2 separate regions of the Homo sapiens genome follow, and region 2 is linked to region 1. Evidence: chromatin loops called from intact Hi-C (ENCODE). Cell type or tissue: lower leg skin. All regions are shown on one strand. Links, peaks and the distances in the headings refer to the core of each region. The heading gives the core; the rest is flanking DNA.

Region 1 (10,500 bases), core at 1,387-9,386:
CTCTGGTGTTAAACCAGGTTTAGAACCTAGTTACCTGATCTTTTGTGTTTTTCATACACACTAAATTTACATAAGCAGAATATGTATGGATATCTTTTCAGGTCTCACAGAAGATATACCAGTGCAGAGAAAAATGACTGAATTCCAAGCCCCTCACTGATGGGAAGATAGATATTTGGCATCTTCTCTACCCTGACCAGTTTGGTGGCTGTGTGTTGGGATCCTTTCTGGCCTCCCTGAATGTATAAAGCCAGCTCTTGGACTCTATCTAGACCACTGGTAAACCCACAGAGGGCAAGGCTTTTCCTGAATTCAGGAGGTAGAACCAACTTTGGCTTTCAAGACATTTGTCTGCTTGGACTGGACAGGTGAAAGACACACAAATTCCCTCAGTGAGGAGCCAGCACTAGGCAGGAAACAAGGAAAAGAGGATAAAATACGTATCTAGGATGACAAAACACTGGAAGAAATGACTAGAAGTTAGAATGAAGCATGTCACATGTGAGACAAGCCAGCAATGGGCAGAAAACTACTTCAGGGGAATCTAGGTTAGTTTCTCGATACCTAGCATATTGTTCTCAGGAATATCTTTAACCTTCTAGTTGGTTCAATTGCCTCAGTTTCCTTTTATCCTTGAAAGCTTGTATCCAGATGACTATATGCTTTGGTTTAAGGTCTCTGTTTATGATAACTGGTGACCAGAGGGCTCCCCAGGCTTTTTTTTTTTTTTTTTTTTTTTTTTTAATAACAAAGACCATTGTAATGCATGTCAGAGGGGCAGTCAGTGTAGATCTGCCAGTCCTTCTTCAGATTCATTGCTGAATTCCCTGGACACATTGCTTCATGACACATTGCTGGGTTACTTGTAACTCAAAAACATAAGCATGAGGGAGTCGAAGCTGTGGGAGGCATAAAGTACAGAGAGGCCTTGCTGGATGATGAGTGGTCTCTGACACAAAGAGTAGTACAGTTAGAGAAGTGGAAAGACAATGGAACAGGACCCTGAGTCTCCAGGGATGGCAAGTTGTGGGAGAGTAAACACATGGTAGATAAAGCCTAGTAAGTAAAGCTGGATACATTGTTTTAAGGAATGAACTCTCTCTTATCTGCTGCTTCATTGCCTTCTGTTCACAGTCATGTACTTCAGCTTATAGATTTTCTGGGGTGGCATATTATAGTCTCCCATGGTGTGTTAAAACTATGTTTCTTTTCCTTCCCCCATTGTCTTTGATCTCTTCATCTTTATCCTCTTAGCACATTCAAGGCATAGCATATTCTAGGTCTGGGGATGGGAAAGTGCAGGTTGGTAACAGAAGTTCTCCTGAGACTGACATGCATGAAACTAGGTAAACCCAATCCTTTATGTCTGTGGAAAGGGGTTTGCTGTGGACCATACACCATCACCTGATCTAGAAAGTTGCATCAAGAAGTCTTCTAAGAAGGAATGAAATGTGAATCTATAGCCTTAGTGTGACTAGGTCTTGCAGTCATTCTTGCATGTGGTGCCAACATGACGTCCCGAGCTGATATTGTAACCTCAAATCTATTAGTCCCTTCCCCTACTCATCTTTTTTGAAGCCTTGCTGTTTTGTTCACTGCCAATCAAATAAGACTACAATTTGGCCCCCTGTGTTTCAGGAGTACCCTTCATACCTCCACCATGAGCCTCACACATAGTTTTGCTTTCTGTAAGCAGAGGCACAAGTCTCTGACAAACCTGTTTTCTGTCCATTGGTCATCAGAGTAAATTGTTGGCACCAGTTCTGCAAAATGTTGTACCTCATCTTTTCACTTTATTGGTGGGGGGCAAAACATTTGGCAAGTGGGGATTGGTATTTTATGACTTGGTTTTGGACAAACTTTGATTTACTCATTTGAGGAAGATAAACTTTGTCTAGGCTTCTTTAGCTTAACATCTGCAGTTGAAGAAACACTAGGTTCTGTTTTCTCAGGTTCCTCTTTGACTAGAACCAATGTGAAAATCCAATTTTCCTTGAAATTCTTGCTGCTGTGGTTGAGTCTGACATTCAGAAAAAAACAAGTCAGTTAACAATGTTTGGTAGAAGCTTTAAATGAAATGGCAGCAGCATGCACACTGGAGGATTAGCTGAGTGGCATCATGATAAAGAACATATTTTGACAGTTATGTGGGTCCCAGTCAGTCTGAATTCAACAATCCTTTAATCAAAACACATGAATCCTGCACTCTGGTCAGTCTGGGTTCCTCTGGCTGCTTTTGTTCTGGATGTTCATTGATGAGGTGCTCTGTGAGGCATAAATGGAAGCCATAAGTAGAGAGCCTCACCAAGGAAAGTCATGAGTTCACTTGAGTCAAGGGTAGAAAGATACTGCTCATAGTAGAACATAAGAACAGAACTGGGATCCAAAATAATTGGCCCAGAGCAAATGGGAGGTAGTAACTTGACAAATCTTGAAATACTAGGATTGGAAGAGGGTAAGGATTATTGTTTGGAAGAAAGAATTCGTATACCTCAGATATCACATCGATGTGGAGTACAGTTACTATCCATCATGTTAGGGTAATAGAGGAATGGGCCTAGTCATCTCCCTGACTTAGATGGTCTCCCTTTGAATGGAGTAGCCTTCGGAGTGTCTAAGGGATATTCAAGCTTGCTTTCACGCCTGAATTTAGTGTATCCGTTTTAATTAAAATGAAACATCTTGACTGCTAGCTTTTGTCCTCTTATATGCAGATACCAAAGTGGGATTGGATGTTCAAAAGCTTTGAGGGTGGGAAGAAAGCCCGGGGACAGAAATTGAGGAGGGAGCTGGAGGAGTCTGGGAGGATCAAACCACAATGCATGCACGTCTTACCTTCTCAAGGAAAGAAGAAAGGTCAGGTAGGAAGTGGCTTAGACTGAGGAGTACAATACTAAGTGTTTTGGCAAAGCAGATGGCAAGTCCCAGGGCCCAACTTGCCCACTGGGAGTTCCAAGTGTCCTAAATGAGCCTGCCATAGTCTCCCAGCTGCACTGAAGCATCAGCTGGAAGCAGCATTTAGGAAGTGTGGTGTTCTAATGGACCCACAGTTGGCCCCTGTGCTGCACAGATCTACTTCCCTACACCAGTTCACAGAGCAGTGACTCCATGTCCACAGGCCTCTATTTTTGAGAGGAAACTTATACAGGAAGATGTTAGGGGAAGAAATGCAACTGCTGTGGCTGAAGTGGGTCTTGGCTCACAACTACTTCTCCTCTTCCACCACCAAAATCCACCCTGAATTCCCTTTGCACTCAGCTATCGCCTCAGCTGAGGATTGGTGCTGATCTGGTGGTGTGATCCACACCTTCATCCTGAGGTATTTCAACCTCTAGTGAATAGATGCTTAAGATAGGGCTACTTAATGCCCCAGTTACAATGGGACGAGAAATAAGATACTCAAGTGGAATACTTGGGTTCCATTCATGTTCTTTACTGCTCCAGGGTGCCTAGTCTCCTGCTGGTCATTCTGTTGCCCTGCCACAAGGATGACTCAAAGTGACCAGTAACTCACTTGAAGCAGTAGAAAATGAGACCATTTTTCCTTCTCAACTGTAGGTTGCAGCATCCCTGTAATCATTCTACTGGGGATACAGCACCTCTGTAATGTACTATGGCATCATGAAGAAGGGCACTCCAAACTCTGAGCACATTCACTCAGTGCTGCTGCATGGCTTTCTGAGTCTCTCAGTGCTGAAGTCACCTGATTCAGAATGATGTTGTATGATACCAGGTTACCTCATGATTAGGAGCCCATTCTGTACCACTTCTTTCTGATTCCAATTTATTGGTGACATGTCTGTGTGGAATTGCATGCCTGTGGAAGGAGCATTGCAAATGATCCCAGATAGTAGTGGTGGTAGAGATTCCTCAAGGAAGAAAGGGACATTCATAGTAAGATAGTTGTCTATTCCTGTGAGTCTATATGGCTGACTCTTTTAGAATAGAAATGGCTCAATGTAATCAACTTGCTAACAAGTGGTTTTTTGGTCTCCTTATCAGGGTGCTATATGGGGATGCAACATTTGTCTAAAGAGCTGCACATTCAGAGTTACTAGACTGTCTCTAGAAATTGGCATTACATGCTGTTGGGCACCTGTGTAGCCTCCATGTCTGTTGCCACTATAGCCTGTATTCATTTGCTAGTTGGCTGATAACTGGCAGTCATTTTGTTTGGGTGGCTCGGTGAGTTTCTGTGGCTGGTGCTCTGTAGTGAGTCTTCACATGTGAAATGAAATTTACATGTCTACATGAACACACCTTTTCAGGGTTCTTTGTCTGACTTTGCAGTCCATTTGCATCTGGTCTACTGGTCAAGTGGTCGGGCCATGGGCCTCTGTTGTAGATTCATAGCAGATTAATTTGAGCTGTCAATTACTTTCCTCAAAGATGAGGGCCTGGGAGGCATTTTTATTGGTGTCATAGCCATAGAGCATAGCCAAGAGGCTTTAGAATTGGAAATAGTGTTCTCACTTAGCAATTTAACAAGTATGTCTTTCTTAATCCCAAAGTGGTACTAGTTTTGCTGATATAAGCTAAAACTCATAAAGAATATTGCTGTATGACTTAGGCATATACCTGCCTTGGTGTCTTGGCCCTTCTAATAAGGAGATGAAAAATATGTTGGAAATACATTTGGATTCTCAAAGTTGAAAGCAGGCTGGCCCTGGTATTCCCAGTACTGGTCAGTAATGCTTTGGCTTGCTCACAAAGCCTTGAGCCAAGGGTCAAGACAATGAGGAAGAAATACCCATCTGTGTTGCGCTGAGGATGGTGGCAGAAATAGGTTTCTTGCTCAGATGGTATCTTCTCACTTCAAGCCCTCTTCCTTTGGAAAAAGTGAAACTTCCTTTCATTGTTCTTGTCTTTAGGATGGGATTGAAATCTGCTGTGAGTTTAGACCTTTATCTGTTTCACAAGACTCCCTGTATTGAGTTGAACATGAAGACTCATCTTTCCCAGTTCCCTAATAAGAGTTCCCAGGCTTAAAGCTCTATGAGAGGTATGTCCAAACACACTCAGGCTTGTAGGATGTATAAGAGCTTTGCCTTCTAGCCCCTTGTCTCAATGTCCCCAATTTGTATGCAGAGTTAAACTATGTCACAAGATTCCTAGTTTATAGACAGGCCTATAATTGAGTGATGGGGGATGGGGGGGCTTGACCTGCCAACTACGGCAGTCACCTGCATGTTCTGGGGGAGTGGCTATGCCTGCATGTTCTGGGGGAGTGCTAGTGAGCCATATTTGGTGTTATGGGTTATGGAATAGGATATCACTGTTCTGTGGCACAGCTATACATTCTATATTTTGCTTCTAAATTGATCATCTTTTATATTGTGGGGCAGGCAAGTGTGTAAGTTAGAGCCTTGACCTTGGTAAAGGTTGCTTGGCACTTGGCACTTTGTTTTTTGGGGAACCAAGAGTTTATTTCTGCTTTTTAATCAGGGACTCACTCAACAGAGGTCTCCATGTGAAAGCAAGTCTGTACTAAAAAGCTAAACAGCACTTCTGTGGACCTCTCAGTGGTTATTTGATTGGATGGCTCAAAGTGTATCAGATCATGAGTTTAACTTCCTGTATGAGGGAGATGGCTTTAGAGTCCAGGATGAGGTATCTGAGACCACAGGACACTGCTAGAAACTGACTCGCTGACTTCTATGCTTCACGAGATATGAGTGGTCTTGTGCATCCCTCCCAGGGTTTCTGGAAGTGCATGTGGGGTGTGAAAGAATCAGACAAGTCCCAAAGGTAAACTGCCAGGGCAGAAACTCTGAAACCTGATTCACTGTGTTGGCCAGAAGAGGGCAGCACTCACACAGCAGAACAACTTTACGCATTCAGTGACTTCAAGGAGGATCCATACTCAGAGCCAACGATCCCTGAGAAAGCCTGGAGAGGGGTTGGGGCCTCAAATGAGCAGCTTCTTAGTGATGTTTCTGGGAAGAAAGAATGGACAAGTGAGTGGCCTCTTGGCCTGATAAGTACTTTGCACTAAAAGAGATAGGAAGGCCTCAGAAGCAGTATCAGAAACAGTCAGTCTCTGACCTTCTGTTCTTCTGTCTCCTGTTTGTTCTTTCCAAGACAGGTCACAGAAACTAGACTTCCTCTTCCTCAAGGCAAGTCATAGAAACTAGAAGCCCTCTTCCCCAAGGCCAGCTGTAAAACCTGGAAAGATTGCTCACTTTCTCCTTGCCTTTCTGTGTAAGGACTGGCCATGAAGAAATTCTGACCTACCTTGACTAATAGTAGGTTATGAGACCCTCATTCCACAAGGGGTCCTGCCACCAACCCAGGTGGAAGAAATGCCAGAGACAAAGAATCTAGACAGGCCTAGGTGGCTTTCCCAACTCAGTCTATTAGCATTAGGTCATATATCTCTGACCATTTACAGTCCTACATGGCTGTTCATACATCATTAAACCTAAGCAGGAAAATAGAAAGTTTTCTGTTTCTCCGTGGGTCTTCATTCTGAAGGTTCCCATGTCAAATTTTGATAGCATTTTGAAAAATAAATTTGGGCATACAGCCCTGGGTAGAGGCACTTCTTGGTAGGGAAATGGGTGAAGGTAAAAGGAACCTGTCTCAAAGCAGATGATCCAGAGTAGGTGTTGGAGAAAGATCTCAGTGGGGGACCAGATGCGGAAAGATTAAAACAGAGCAAAGATCCAGAGAGGCAGAGTCAGCTCTTTGGTCAATAATAAGCACCTTGGTTGAGTAGATGGTCACAGAATGGCATGTTTCTCAGAGGGACTTGTGCTTGAGCAGCATATACCTGCCTTAGTATCTTGGCCCTTCTAATAAAGGGATGAAAAATACATTGGAAATAGTTTGATTCTCAAAGTTGAAAGCAGGCTGGCCTTGGTATTCTAGATCCATCATGTGAGCACGTTTCTCTTGTGTGCATAAAACAGCATCTCAGAAGGTGTAAGTGTATGGATTAGTGAGACTTCTATGCTTTTACCCTGTATTTTTTATTGCTCACAAATCTTATGCAAACATGAGCTTTCCTAGGCTTACTTAATATTTCCCTTTATGTGACTATCAGTGACAAAGTGCAGTGAATTAAGCAATGTGAGCATAAGGTGTAGGCCTTGTGAGAACACAGAGCACATGGAAGACCATCAGCATCCTCCTTGCGCTCATGTGCAGCTGGATTTGCTGGTGAGCACCCACAGGGTCATTTTTGTGTGTTTTCTGTTTGCATAGTGTCTCTTGCCTAGAACACTTTCCCAGTACATAACAATGACTACAGATGGTGACCTGAGATAGCAAAGAAAGTCTATAGTACATTGGTTCATAACAAACTCAGTCAGCTTTTGGTTCTTGTAGAGAAGCTAGAGTGTTTTAAGAGAGTATTTTATGCTAGTTAAGGAAGTTATTAGAGTTCTGTATGATGTAACTTTCTTGGGATTCTAGTCGGTATGATACGTGGAATTTATAGGCAAACAACATCTTAAGGTAATTAAGCTCAGATTTTAGTCTAGTTTTGAAACTCAGTTCTGACTTGACTGAGTGGCTTTTGTTACACATACATTTTCTGCTTATGTAAATTTAATGGTATCTACAACTAGGTCTCGAAGCATGCGACATTACTGATTTTTCTATAATTTTTTCTGAGGACTCTACTGGTGGGAAGATGAATATCTGGTCCTTCATTTCCTACTACTAGCTTGTTGGCTCTAAGTATGAATCCTCCCTAATGTTGCTGAATGTGTAAAGCCACTTGGGTGCTATCTAGGATAAAGTGGGCAATACTTTATACCAATTCCAGGAGGTAGAACCAACTTGGAGGTTTTAGATGTATATGTGTTAGGTTGGATAAATAAGCCACACAGGACGTGTTCTTGAAGAGCCATACACTAGGCAAGAAACCATGGTTAGTGGTAAAATCACTGCAATCCAGTGCCATAATGAGGTAGAAAAGTTGGCATGCAAATACTGAAACTAGAGACATCTAGGAACCATGACAGATCATGGAGTTGCCAGAATTGGGCAGAACATGTAATTGGAGAATGTTGAGAGTTGAGGGAGGACTTCATTGTAATGAACAGGCATTCTGGGCACAGAACAGAGGAACTGCATTTCTCTAGGCCCTTTTGTCTGTGTTGTAGATTAGACTGTTTAGAATAAAAATTGAAGTGGAATTTGGCAGGAAGTATGGTATGTAGAGACCAAATCCTATCCTGGATGGGAAAGGAAACAGGATTGGGTGACAGGAGCACTTAACTGCAGTGCAGGCCCAGCAATGCCTTAGCCAGTGTTGGTATTCATGTGGCCCTTCAGCTTGTTCCATGGTGGCCTGAAATAGCTGATCTTTATGTGTCTGCTGCAGTCAGTGATTGGATGGGGGCTGCATGGGAAGGGCATGCCCTTGGAGCTGAGGCAAACCCTGAAGTTGACTGGAGGCTGCTGACAGTGCTTCAAGCAGCTAGGGCAACATGTTTTTGAAGGGGATCTGGTTGGAGCATTCCTATGCCCTCCAAATCCAGTGATTTGGTGGAATTGTCTACCCTTTTTAATCTCTGGCCTGTGTTAACACATGCATATGCTCAGCATAGCTTTTTTTTGGCCCTACCTTTCCTACTGAGCTCCAGATGGAATCTGAGCTTTAGGTATTAGATGATTGACATGAGAGACAGAAGCTATGAAGTGACTAGACAGGTTGGAGACCACTACATACCCATTTTCACTCTCATAACCTAATGAGGTTCTTGTTTGCAGAAAACTAAACTTTCAGAACAATTTCATGACACATAGCAAGTGCAGTCTATAGGCCTCCCACATGTCACTTCTACAGCTTACAAAATTGACCAAAGTAGTTCATGCTGTCTCCATGTCCCAGATGGTTTGGACCACAGGGAAAATTCATTTTCTTAACCTTGGTCATAGGTAGGTCCAGGCTGTAGGACTTTGTGTCTTAAATCCATCCTCAATCTTTACCCTCAGTAGTTTGCTACATTGAAAACCTATCCAAGGATTCTGATGGCTCGAGCAGAGCTATTATAGGATCCTTATCCCAGGCTCCTCGGGTTGGGGTAGGTCTCCAGGCAGAAGTCTTGTTCCAGTCTTCTCACAGGCATGGGGTTGGGGAGAGAAAATCCAAAGTTTTCTTCACAGGACACAGCAGTAGTTTAACCCTTTGCTTGCCTTATGATATGAATGTCTTCTACTTGGACCTGAACCCTCAGCAGAATAAAAAATTAGAAACAATCTGAGATGGTTCTTACTGCCTGGAACTGGTACTCATGTAAGCATGGAGGCCAGATGGGCAATGTGGGCTGTGTAGGCATCAGACTGGCAGGGAGTGGACAAGTGGATTCTTGCATCACCTGGTGGAGGGAACTAGTCTCTCCAGGGTATGCAGAGGTAGGGCAGGGGCAGGTTCAGCTGTGGCAGCAGCTAGTGTCACAATAGTGACCCTAGCCAGAACTGGGGCAGTTGTCATGGATGTGGGGCCACTCAATCCCCAAAGTAGGAGGGACCCGGGGAGGGCAGGTTGGACTGTCCACCACTCTGAGGGGAAGATTCAAGCTGGGCAGCCTGCAGAGGATGAGGGTTGACACTTGGCACAATGAAGTGCCCATCTACCGTGGGCAGGGGCTGTGCAGCACACATCCAGGGAGGTCTTATTCATCCTGGATGTAGAGTTCTTCAGAACAACTGACTTTCATGTTGAATGTAAGTCGGGAGCCCCAATATAGAGCTCAAAGCCCGTGATGGTGTCCTAGAGTGGAACTTATCCTATAACCTAGGCACCTCCTTCCCTCCCTCCATGGCAGGTGTTAGCTACAGATATGAGGGGACCGCGTTTGTATGCCTACCACATGACCATTCTGGAAGCTACAGTTCTTGTTACTCTCAGCTCCAACTTTACTGGTAAATTCTACTTTGTCTTTGGCTACTTTATAGCTAGCCCCTGTAGCATCAGGTCAGGATGGCATGGTTCCAGGGCAGCAGGAGGAGGAAGTGCTTCAAGTCCTAGCCCCTGACCATTCCCTGGTGCTCTCTTCCAAGTGAGCATGAGGATAGATGATCTGTGATGGTTGGCTTCCCTGAGACCTAGAGACAACTGTGAGGGAGACAGTCTCTACCTGGATGAAGGGCACAGCTTGATGTAGACTTCTGCTTTTTCTTTTTTCAGATATGTCCTTTAACTTTCCTCTAAATTGTAGTCTGGAGCTTAGACTTTTGGATCCTTGGGTTACAGTCCAGTCTTTACTACAATCTCACTTGTCTCTTGGGGAATTCTGTGTATTGGATAATTCACAGGCTAGAAAAGAAAACCCTGGCCTAGTTTTATTTGACCTCCCACAGCCATTCTGTCCCCCACTGAAGCATCCTTGGCCTAGTGCCTTCCAGGTCCCTTGGCTTTGCCAAATTTCCACACTCCTGCCTTGTGACTTGGGTGTTCGTAAATACTGCTCTGGTGTCTGTTCACCTCCACCTTGCCCAAGGAGAATGGCTGTTCAAGCTCCCTTAGATGACAGCCTCACCTGCTGC
Region 2 (10,500 bases), core at 877-8,876, 50 kb after region 1:
AAGTGGTGACTCTAGTTACTGTTGAAGATGTGATTTGTTATTCGAGAAAATTAATACAACCTTTTGGTACCTGGTATGCAGCTATTGATTTGGCAAATACATTTTCTATACCTGTTAGTAAAAACCATCAAAAGCAATTTGCTTTCAGCTAGCATGACAATATGTTTTCACGATTCTACCTTAGGGTATCAACTCTATCCCTATGTCATAGTCCACAGATCTTGATTACATTTCCTTTCCATAATATATGCTGGTTAATCATATTAATGATATGCTGATTGGGCCTTGTGATCAGGAAGTAGTAACTAATCTAGACATAGGATTAAGACATTTGCATGACACTAGAAAATAAATGCCACCGAAAATCAAAGGGCATTCACTTAAGTGAAATTTCCAAAGGCCCAGTGGTATGGGGCACCTTAGGTACATCTAAGGCAAAAGTTTATTGCAAATGGCTCCTCCTACTGCCCAAAGAGGCACAATGCCTAATTGGCCTTCTCGGATCTTCGCAGAAACATATCTTACTGAGGTATGCTACTCCAGCTCACTTACCAAGTTACTCAAAGCTATAAGCTTTGAATAGGTCCCAGAACAAGAGAAGGCTCTGCTACCATTCAAGGTGCTTTGCCACTGGCCATATGGCTTAGCAGATCCTGTGGCGATGAAAGTATCAGTGGCAGATAGGGATGCTGTTTGAAGCCTTGAGGAGACCTCCCATAGATAAATCACTGAGTCAGGATTTTAAGCAAGCCCTGCTATTGCCTGTGGATAACTTATTTTTAGAAACAACTTTTCGCTTGCTACAGGACCTTGTAGAGACTGAATGCTTAATCGTGTGTCACCAAGTTGTTGTGTGACCTGAGATGCCCATGAGGAACTGGGTAGTGTATGCCCCACAGTTACAAAGTTGGATATACACAGCAGCACTTCATTAATAAATGGGAGCAGTATATTTGAGATTGTGTCTTCAAGGTCTGCACAAGCCCAATTTGCATGAGGAATTGATCCAAATGTTCAGAGCTTCTGTTCCCATCCTACATTACCTTCTCCCAGCTCATAACTATGGGCTCATGAAGATTTTTATATGAGCAGTTGACTGTAGAAGAGAGAACTCCGGCTCAGTTTACAAATGACTCTCCATGATATACAGGCATCACAAGTAGACAGCTGCAGCACTACAGCCTATTTCTGGGACATCCTTAAAGAATGCTGATGAAGGAAAATCCTTTCTGCAGCCAGAACTTTGAACAGTAAACCTGATTGTTCATTTTGCCTGGAAGGGGAAAGGGCCTGAGGTAAGAATCTGTAATAGTTCCTAAGCTGTGGCCAATGTTTTGGCTGAATGGTCAGGGGTGTAGAAGGAATACAAGTGTAGAAGGAATAAAATTAGAAAACTGGATACAATAAGGTATCAGGGAGAGGTATGTGGACTGGCCTGAAAGGTGGAAATGGCCTTTTGAAAACTAAATTACGGCGTCAGCTATTGGCAATACCTTGCAGGGCTCAAGCTAAGGCTTCTAGGATTCTATGTAGTCTTTAAATCACTGTCCAATATAACTGTTTCTCCCATAACCAGGTTTCAAGGGTGTAAGAATTAAGGGGTGAAAATACAAATAACTTTACTATTATCCCCTAGTGATCTACTAAATTGTTTTATTCCCAAGGAGTTTGGAACTAAGACCCCTAGACAGCAGAGCCTAAGGGAGGAATGACTCTACCAGGAGACAAAATAATGACTCTGTTAAAGTTGAGATGGCCGGCTGCCTCATACCTCTGATTCAAAAGTAAAGGAGTTGCTGTACTGGTTAGGGCGATTGTTCCTGACAACCAAGGGGAAACTGGACTGCTACACAAGGAGGTAAGGTCTAATATGCCTGGAATACCCAAGATCCCTTAGGGTGTCTCTTGGCACCACCATGTCTTGTGATCAGTCAAGTGAATACCATACCCACTCCATTCAGAAGGGATTGCTAATGGTCCACACCTTTCAGGAATGAAAGGTTGGGTTACCCAATACGGCAAAGAACCACAGCCTGCTGAAGTACTTACTGGAGGTAAAGGAAATATGGAAGGGGGGGTTGGCAGAAGGTGGTTATAAATACTAGCTCTGACCATCTGACTAGTTGTAGAAACAAAGACACTGACAGTTACAAATATTTGTTAGGAATGTTTGCATATAGAGTAACTATTTGTGTCTCATCTTCTTACAGTCTAATATAAATGTTAATACTAGTTGACCTAGTATTTGTTATGGTAGTATTCAAGCTATCACATATTAAAGAAGAGTAAACTGTACCCAAGTAAACTTGCGCCCTCTTTTGGGGAAAGGGTTACTGTGTTTTCAGTTGTACACGGGACAGCTGTATTATATTAGGCAGAATTGACTATCTATTTGGAGATTAACTGTGTCTTAATGTGAGGCCTAAGGGTGCCAAGTTGATAAGGGTAGACTGTAATGATTTTTTGATATGCCTACGTTGCCAGACCACTGTCCCCAGTTCTAAAAACACTAATGTAGGTGTTGCTTTAGAAGTGTCATGTAGGTATGATTAAACTTCACAATTAGTTGACTTGAAGTGTAAGGGATATTCTCCCAGAAAAGTTTATGGGCCTAATCCAATCATTTGAAAGGACTGAACAGAGCTGAGGCTTCCCTAATGAAGACATTCTGCTGTGGTCAGAAGTTTCAGCAGCCCCTGAGTTCCTGCCTGTTCCTCCTGAAAGCCTTCCCTATCTGTGGATAATGGGCTTGCCTTGCCAACTTCCACAATTGCATAAAACAAGTCCTTGCAATGAATCTCAACATGTATTAATATGTATCTCCTGGTTCTGTTTCTCTGGTTAAACCTTGCATGATACACCCTCTTAATATCTGATACCACTTCTAAGGTTCAAGAATGCCAAGAGCAGCAGTTCCAGCCTTGCAGAGGAAAATGAAAGTGACTTCTGTAAGTCTGAGCCTTTAGTGTCAGCTGTCCCATAATTTATCCACCTTTGCCCTCTTCTGGTGATACAAGGAAATTCACAGTGATGTCGGCTAAAGAAACGCCCCTCATGATTCTCAGGCAATTCTGCTGAGGTCTCATGGAAAAATAGGCATTATGCCAAGGGTACAACCAGATAAATCATAGTTTTCTATTTTTCCATTATTTGGAGTTGACTTCCTAGCTGAAAATAACTTTAGAATGTGAACATTCATGGCAGCCATCAGAATGTTTGTTGCTTTTTAAAAGTTTAGAAATAGAAAAGCAGTTTTTTGGTAGAAAGTCTTACATATTCCTCTTGAGATTCAAAGTCCTTTTCTCACTACCCACCTCTCCATCCCACTTGCTTGTTAAAAGATTACTTAAAAATACTTTAAGTAGAAGAACAAGCTTTCACAAAAGTGCTGATAACTTATGTTTTTATGCAATTTCCTATCTATACTTGATGTATCTTGGCAATTTATCAATAAAGATCCACTCATTCCTAATATGTGCACAGTATTCTATAGTATGAATGAACTGGAACTTAGTGTTTGCCTTACGGACAGACATTTAGGTTGTCCATCTCCTTGGCAATTAAAAATGATGCAGTGAAGAAACATAACATACCCTTGCTTCTCTGTGCTCCTATTTCTGTAGGGTAGATTCTTAGGCAAAACCCCTTTGATACTCATGCTGGGTAACACATCCAAGAACAGAGGTAACAAATCTAGCATAGGATTGTCCTTCCATATTGTTTGTTATTATCCCTATGTACCTTTCAATTCGTGCAGTCACTAAAGATGTGGCCATAGAAAATGCTACATGGATCTCCCTTCATAGAAAAACTTCTTATTCAGCTATTATGAGCGCAGATGGTGGAAAGCCTCCAGCTGTCCTTCCGGATCCACTTGGGCTTTCAAGCCAAGGTCATGGTCTTCGTGGGCAGCTTCCAGCCAACGACTGAGTCTGGTAGTTATAATTAGAGACTATTTCTGCCAAAATACATGACTCTGCTGATTTTTAACTGGTGGAGACTTTGTCAGATCGGCCTCAGAACTGAAGTCTCTATGCCTAGTCCTCCTCCCCACTTTAGATCTGCACAGCCACCTGAAGGCTTTCCTCACTATGATGGGTGGAATAATGCCCCCAAAATGTTCATTCCAATCCCATGAACTTGCGAGTATTCTATACATGGTAAAAGGAACTGTCATCTGTGATTAAGTTGAAGACTTTCAGATGAGATTATTCTGGATTATCTGGGTGGGTCTAATGGCATCACAGGGGTACTTGAAAAGGAGAGGAGATAGGATAATCAGTCAGAATGAGAGGAAGCAGAGGTTAGAATGATTCAAGGTCACAAACCAAGGGGTACAGGCAGCCCCTAGAAGCTGGAAAGTGAGTAGGTGGATTTTCCCCTAGAACTTTCAGGAGGAACGCAGGCTGCCGCCAAGACCTTGACTTTTTAAGCTCAGAGAAACCTGTTTATTTCGGACATCCAGAACCATAAGATGATAAACTAGTGTCTTAAGCCAGTAAGTGTGGTAACTTGCTATGGCAGCAAGAGGAAACTAATGCACTGGCTTGACCTTGTGTTCACCCTTCACTGTTCACAGGCAGTACCCCCAGGAAACCTCTCACTCCAAAACCTTTCTCCCAGCCTCTGCTTTTCAGAGAACCTGACAAATTGGAAAGGATTGAATGTTACCAACTTCTGACCAACACCTTGCTGCAGCAAAATTCATGAGAGCCTGCTGATCATTGTCATGACTCAAGTTTAAGAGCTGCATTAAAATGATGAAAGGAAAATCTTGGGAGAAGGATGTAGAACAATCACAAATGACAACCAGCTTCTCAGAAACATCTTGGTTCTCAGAATCAACTTATCTAGCGGCTTCTAAAGCAGGGAATTGAACCAGGATGACAGGATTCACTTGTCAGCAGCCTCTGTGGCTGGTGTTCAGAACCATGTGACCCCTCTATCATTGCTCACGATTGCAGTACCTTCATTTTGGGGTACTATTTCACTAAATTAGGAGGCACAGCTTGGGAATTCCATGTAACAGGAGACATAGATGACAAAACATTCTATAAAGAGGCCAAACATATGTATACTATGTACCATGTATATAAGCTCATTTACTCTTCACGAAAATCCAATGAAGTAGACGTCATCTCACCATATAGAAACAGGCTACCATCTCAATGCCATCACAGGTTGGAATAAACTGAGACTCAGATGGATGTCAAGTGCATGTAGGGGAGAGCAGTTAGTAGGATTAGCTCTACCTCTTACTGCTGCACTTGGTCCTGAGGCCATACATGGCTTTCTTCTTTCTCTACTGCCTACTCAGGATTATCCTCACCCTTGCCTTAGTACTTCTCCTGGGCTAGAGAGCTTGCCTGGTGTCCCAGACCTTTATCTATGGGAAGTCTGAGTCCTTGACTCCTAGGGAAGGCCATAGCCCATGTGGATATACATGAGCCTAGCCCTGGTCTGCAGAGGAGAGCCAACGCTGGCCCTGAAACAAGATCATATTGCAACAGATAGAACTTCTGAGTGGTACTGGTGCCCCATGCTCAGTGCATTCCTGCAGGCCTTGGTGACATAGGCCTTTACTGGGAAGTGCTAGCACTTACTAGGGAAGAGTAAGCCGCCTCTGTAAACTGAGGGTTCAGGGGGTCTGTAGAGCCAAGACTCTCAGGCATCCATCCAGATGTCCCCATCCCCCAGTTTTCCCCATCAAGGTCCTGACCTGAACATAACAGACACGAGCTGGCTGGGCACATTCATTTCCCACCGAAGCTCTGTTTTTCTCACTTCTTTGTTGAGCTGTGTTTACTCTTTTATTGTAGGAGATGAGGGCCTCTTGATAAGCTGCCAAAGAGGCCCTCTGGTTCTTACACTTAAGGATTTTTAATTTTTGCTTTACAAGTTTTTAGATTTATTTTTAATCGAAAATATGTTTATGGGTTGCAATGTGATGTTTTATACCTGTATACTTTGTACAATGGCTAAATCAATCTAAAATATCTATTATCTCTCTTTTTTGTGGTAAGGATATTTAAAATTAGCAATTTTGAAATATACAATATATTAACTATAGTTGCCATGCTATGCAATAGATCTCTTGAACTTACCCTTCCTGTCTAGCTGAAACTTCTTACCTTTGACTAGCATATATTTGGTAATCCCCACCTCAGCCCCTAGTAACCACTATTCTACTCTCTGCTTCTGAGTTCAACTCTTTAAGTTTCCACATATGAGATCACATGGTATTTATCTTTCTGTGTCTGGCTTATTTCACTTAGTGTTTTCCAGGTTCATCCACATTGTTGTATATAATACAATTTCCTTCTTTTTGTAAGGCTGAATAATATTGCATTGTGTATACTTACTACATTTTCTTTATTCATTCATTAATGGACACTTAGGTTGATTCCATATCTTAGTTACTATGAATAATGCTGCAAGGAACCTGGGAGTGTAGATATCGCTTCAACATACTGATTTTCTGTGGATAAATACTCAATAGTGGGATGGCTGGATCATATGGTAGTTCTACTTTTAACTTTTTTAGGATCCTCCATACCTTTTTCCATTGTGACGGTTAATATGAGATGTCAACTTGACTGGATTGAGGGATGCCTAGATGGCAGGTAGAGTATTTTGGGGTGTGTCTGTAAGGGTGTTGCCATCAGAGATTGACATCTGAGTCAGTGAACTGAGAGGAAGACCCACCCTTAGTGTGGGGGGTGGGGCACCATCCAATCCGCTGCCAGGGCAGCCAGAACAAAGCAGGCGGAAAAGGGACAAGCAGCTTGTTGGATCTTCTGGCTTTTTTTGTGCTGGACACTTGCCTTCTCTCATCTTGCCCTTGGACATCAGACTGCAGGTTTTTCGGCCTCTGGACTTGCACCAGCTGCCTCCTGGGGGCTCTTGGGCCTTTGGCCTCAGACTGAGGGTTGCATTGTTGGTTTCCCTGGTTCTGAGGCTTTCGGATTTGGACTGAGCCATACTACTGGCTTCTGTTTCCCCAGCTTTCATGCCTTCTCTCTTCCCCAGCCTGTCATGGGATTTGCCATGTAATCGAGCCAATTCTCCCCAGTAAACCCCCTCATATGTATACACATGCGTGTATCCTACCAGTTCTGTCTCTTTGGAGAACATGAGTATTAATTTATCCATAATGGCTGTACTACAGCCATTTTGCAGTTTACAATCCCCACTAGCAGTACACAAAGATTCCCTTTTCTCCACATCTTTCCCCATACTTATGTTCTGTCTTTTTGATAATAGTCATTCTAATACAAGCATGAAGTGACATCTCATTGTGGTTTTAATTTGTATTTCCCTGATAATTAGTGATGTTGATTTTTTAAATATATATGTATCTGCTGGCTATTTGTATGTCATCTTTTAAAATGTCTGTTCAGGTCCTTTGCCCATGTTGTAACCTGGTGGTTTTCTTACTACTGAGTTTAAGTTCTTTATATACTTTGTATGTTAACCCCTTATCAGATATACAATTTACAAATATTTTCTCCCATTCCATTCGGAGAAAAAAGGCAGAGGAAAGGTGAATTATTTCTCTTTCACACACACACACACACACACACACACACACGCTCTCGTTCACACTCACATGCTCTCATTCACACTCTCTTTCACACTCTTGTTCACACACTCTCTCTTGTTCACACACTCTTTCTCTCACTCTTTCACACATTCTTTCACACTCTTTTTTTTTTTTTTTTGAGGTGGGGTCTTACTCTGTCACCCAGGCTGGAATGCAGTGGCATGATCTAGGCTCACTGCAACCTCTGCCTCCCGTGTTCAAGTGCTTCTCCTGCCTCAGCCTCGCAGGTAGCTGGGATTACAGGCGCCCACCACTACACCTGGCTAATTTTTGCATTTTTAGTACAGACAGGGTTTCGCCACATTGACCAGACTGGTCTCAAACTCCTGACCTCAAGTGATCCGCCCACCTCGGCCTCCCAACGTGCTGGGGTTACAGGTGTAAGCCACCATGCCTGGCCTCTTTGACAGTCTTTGACACTCCCTCTCACACTCCCTCACACTCGCTCTCACACTCGCTCTCACACTCGCTCTCACACTCCCTCACACTCTCACTCTGTCTCACACTCTTTCACACACACACTCTGTCTTTCACACACTATCTCTTTCACATTCACACACGCACTGTTTCACGCGTGCACTCTTTCACTCTGTCTTTCACACACTGTCTTTCACACACATTGTCTTTCACTCGCTCTCACACACTCGCTCTCTCACATACTCGCTTTCTCATACACTCTGCCTTTCACACTGTCTTTCACACACTGTCTTTCACACACTCTGTCTTTCACACACTCTCTGTCTTTCACACACACTTTCTCAGCTGGGACACCCTATTTCTGTTCCTAGATGTCAGAACTCCAGGCACTCTGCCATTTGGACTCTGGGACTTAGACCAATGGCCCTACAAGTTCTTGGGTCTCCAATTTCAAACTGAGAATGACACCATTTTCCCTGGTTCTGAGGCTTTTTGACTTGGATCAAGCAGCACTACCAGCATCCCAGGGTCTCCACCTTGCAGATGGCCTGTTATGGGACTTCTCCGCTTCCATAATCGTGTGAACTGATAAATCTTATGTACGGTTATGTGCCACCTGACAATTTTTTGGTCGATGATGGACCACGTATATGGTGGTGGTCCCATAAAACTATACTATATTTTTACTGTAACTTTTCTATGTTTAAACGTTTAAATATATAATTACTATCATGTTATAATTGCTTACAGTATTCAGTACAGTAACAAGTGATACAGGTTTGTAACCTAGGAGCAATAGATGATACCATATACCCTACTTAGATTTTTGGAGGCAGCACATTCCTCATTCATTGTATTAAAATTGCCCATCTACCAAGTGACCTGAAAAGCTGCTCATTTTGTGTGGAGCCCAGAACAGCAAAAGACTCTACAGCAGGTTCAAGCTGCTCTGCCATTTGGCATATGATCCAAAAAATTGAATGGTACTCAAGGTGTCAGTGGCAGATAGTGATGCTGTTTGGAGCTGTTGTAAGGCCCCTGTAAGTGAATCATAGCAGAGGCCCTTAGGCTTTTAGAGCATGGCCCTACTGTCATCCACAGATAACCACTTTCCTTTGGAGAAAACTCTTGGCCTGCCATTGGGCCTTAGTAGGAATTGAACAATTGACCAAAGGCCACTAATGTCCTTTGTCTATTTCTTAACCATGCAAACTGAATTGGGTGTTACTTGACCCACTAAACCATAAAGTTGGGTATGTGCAGCAGCACTCAATAAAATAGTGGTGTAAATGTGGTCAGGCCTGAGTAGGTCCTGAAGGCACAAGTAAGTTACTTGAATTGGCCCAAACGTCCATTGCTTCTACTCTTGCTACACTGCCTTCTCTCCCCCAACCTATACCTGTGCCTCATGAGGAGTACCCTATGATCAGTTGACAGAGGAAGGGACGACTGGAGCCTGATTTACAGATGGTTCTGCACAATATGCAGGCACTATCCACAAGTGGACAGCTTCAGCATGATAGCCCTTTCTGGGACATTCCTGTAGATAACGGGGAAAGAAAATCTGAATAGGCAGAATTTCAGAGAGTATACTGGTCATGCATTTTGCTTGCAAGGAAAAATGGCAATATTTGATGAAACATTATTATGTGGTACACGATTGTATAAACAGTGGACCACATATATAACCATGAACCCATAAGACTGTAATGAAGCTGAAAAATTCCTGTCGCCTGGTGATATCATAGCCATCATAGAACACTGCATTACTCGCATGCTTGTGATGCTGGTGTAAACACACCTACTGTACTGCCAGTCAAGTGAAAGTATTGCACATAAAGTTACGTACAGTACATAATACCTGATAATAACTGTTACTGGTTTATATATTTACTGTATCATTTTAGTGTATTCCTTCTTAAAATTGTAAAACAGCTTCAGGTAGGTCTTTCAGGAGGTATTACAGGAGAAGGCATTGTTATCATAGATGACAGCTCCATGCACATTACTGTCTGTGATGACCTTCCAGTGGGGCAAGATGTGGAGGTGGAAGACAGTGATATTGATGATCCTGACCCTGTGTAGGCTTAGGTTAATGTGTGTGCTTGTGTCCAAAAAGTTTAAAAGTAAAACACTTAATAGAAAAAAGCTTAAGAATATAAAGAAAATGTTTGTGCAGATAAAATGTTTTAAACAAAGTGTTATAAGAGTCAGACTTAAAAAACTTACATTTATAAAGTAAAAATTATGAGCAAAGGTTAATTAAAGGAAAAATATTTTTTATAAACTTAGCCTAAGTGTACAGTGTTTATAAAGCCTACAGTAGTATGTAGTATGTAGTAATGTCCTAGGCCTTCACATTTACTTACCACTCACTAATTCACCCAGAGCAACTTCTAGTCCTATAAGCTCCATTCATGGTAAGTACCCATTACAAGCATACCATTTTTTCTGTTTTACCATATTTTTACTATACCTTT

What was found. Hi-C counts contacts between places; a loop is a spot of excess contacts. Peaks named below come from ENCODE experiments on the same cell type or tissue, not always from the same donor. Only the 100,000 strongest peaks of a DNase experiment are listed, where the experiment ranks them.
Region 2: a loop joins it to region 1, with 2.3 times the contacts of the local background. A loop is called at or near these places in 76 of 110 quality-filtered maps.

Annotation. Positions count from the first base shown.
Region 1 is chr4:77,379,766-77,390,265 of GRCh38, forward strand. No RefSeq gene overlaps it. Among named protein-coding and RNA genes, the nearest start is that of CXCL13, 220 kb to the right of the region's middle. In lower leg skin, for the core only: no CTCF peak of the experiment used is centred there; a DNase peak (open chromatin) is centred at 5,810.
Region 2 is chr4:77,430,576-77,441,075 of GRCh38, forward strand. No RefSeq gene overlaps it. Among named protein-coding and RNA genes, the nearest start is that of CXCL13, 170 kb to the right of the region's middle. In lower leg skin, for the core only: no CTCF peak of the experiment used is centred there; no DNase peak of the experiment used is centred there.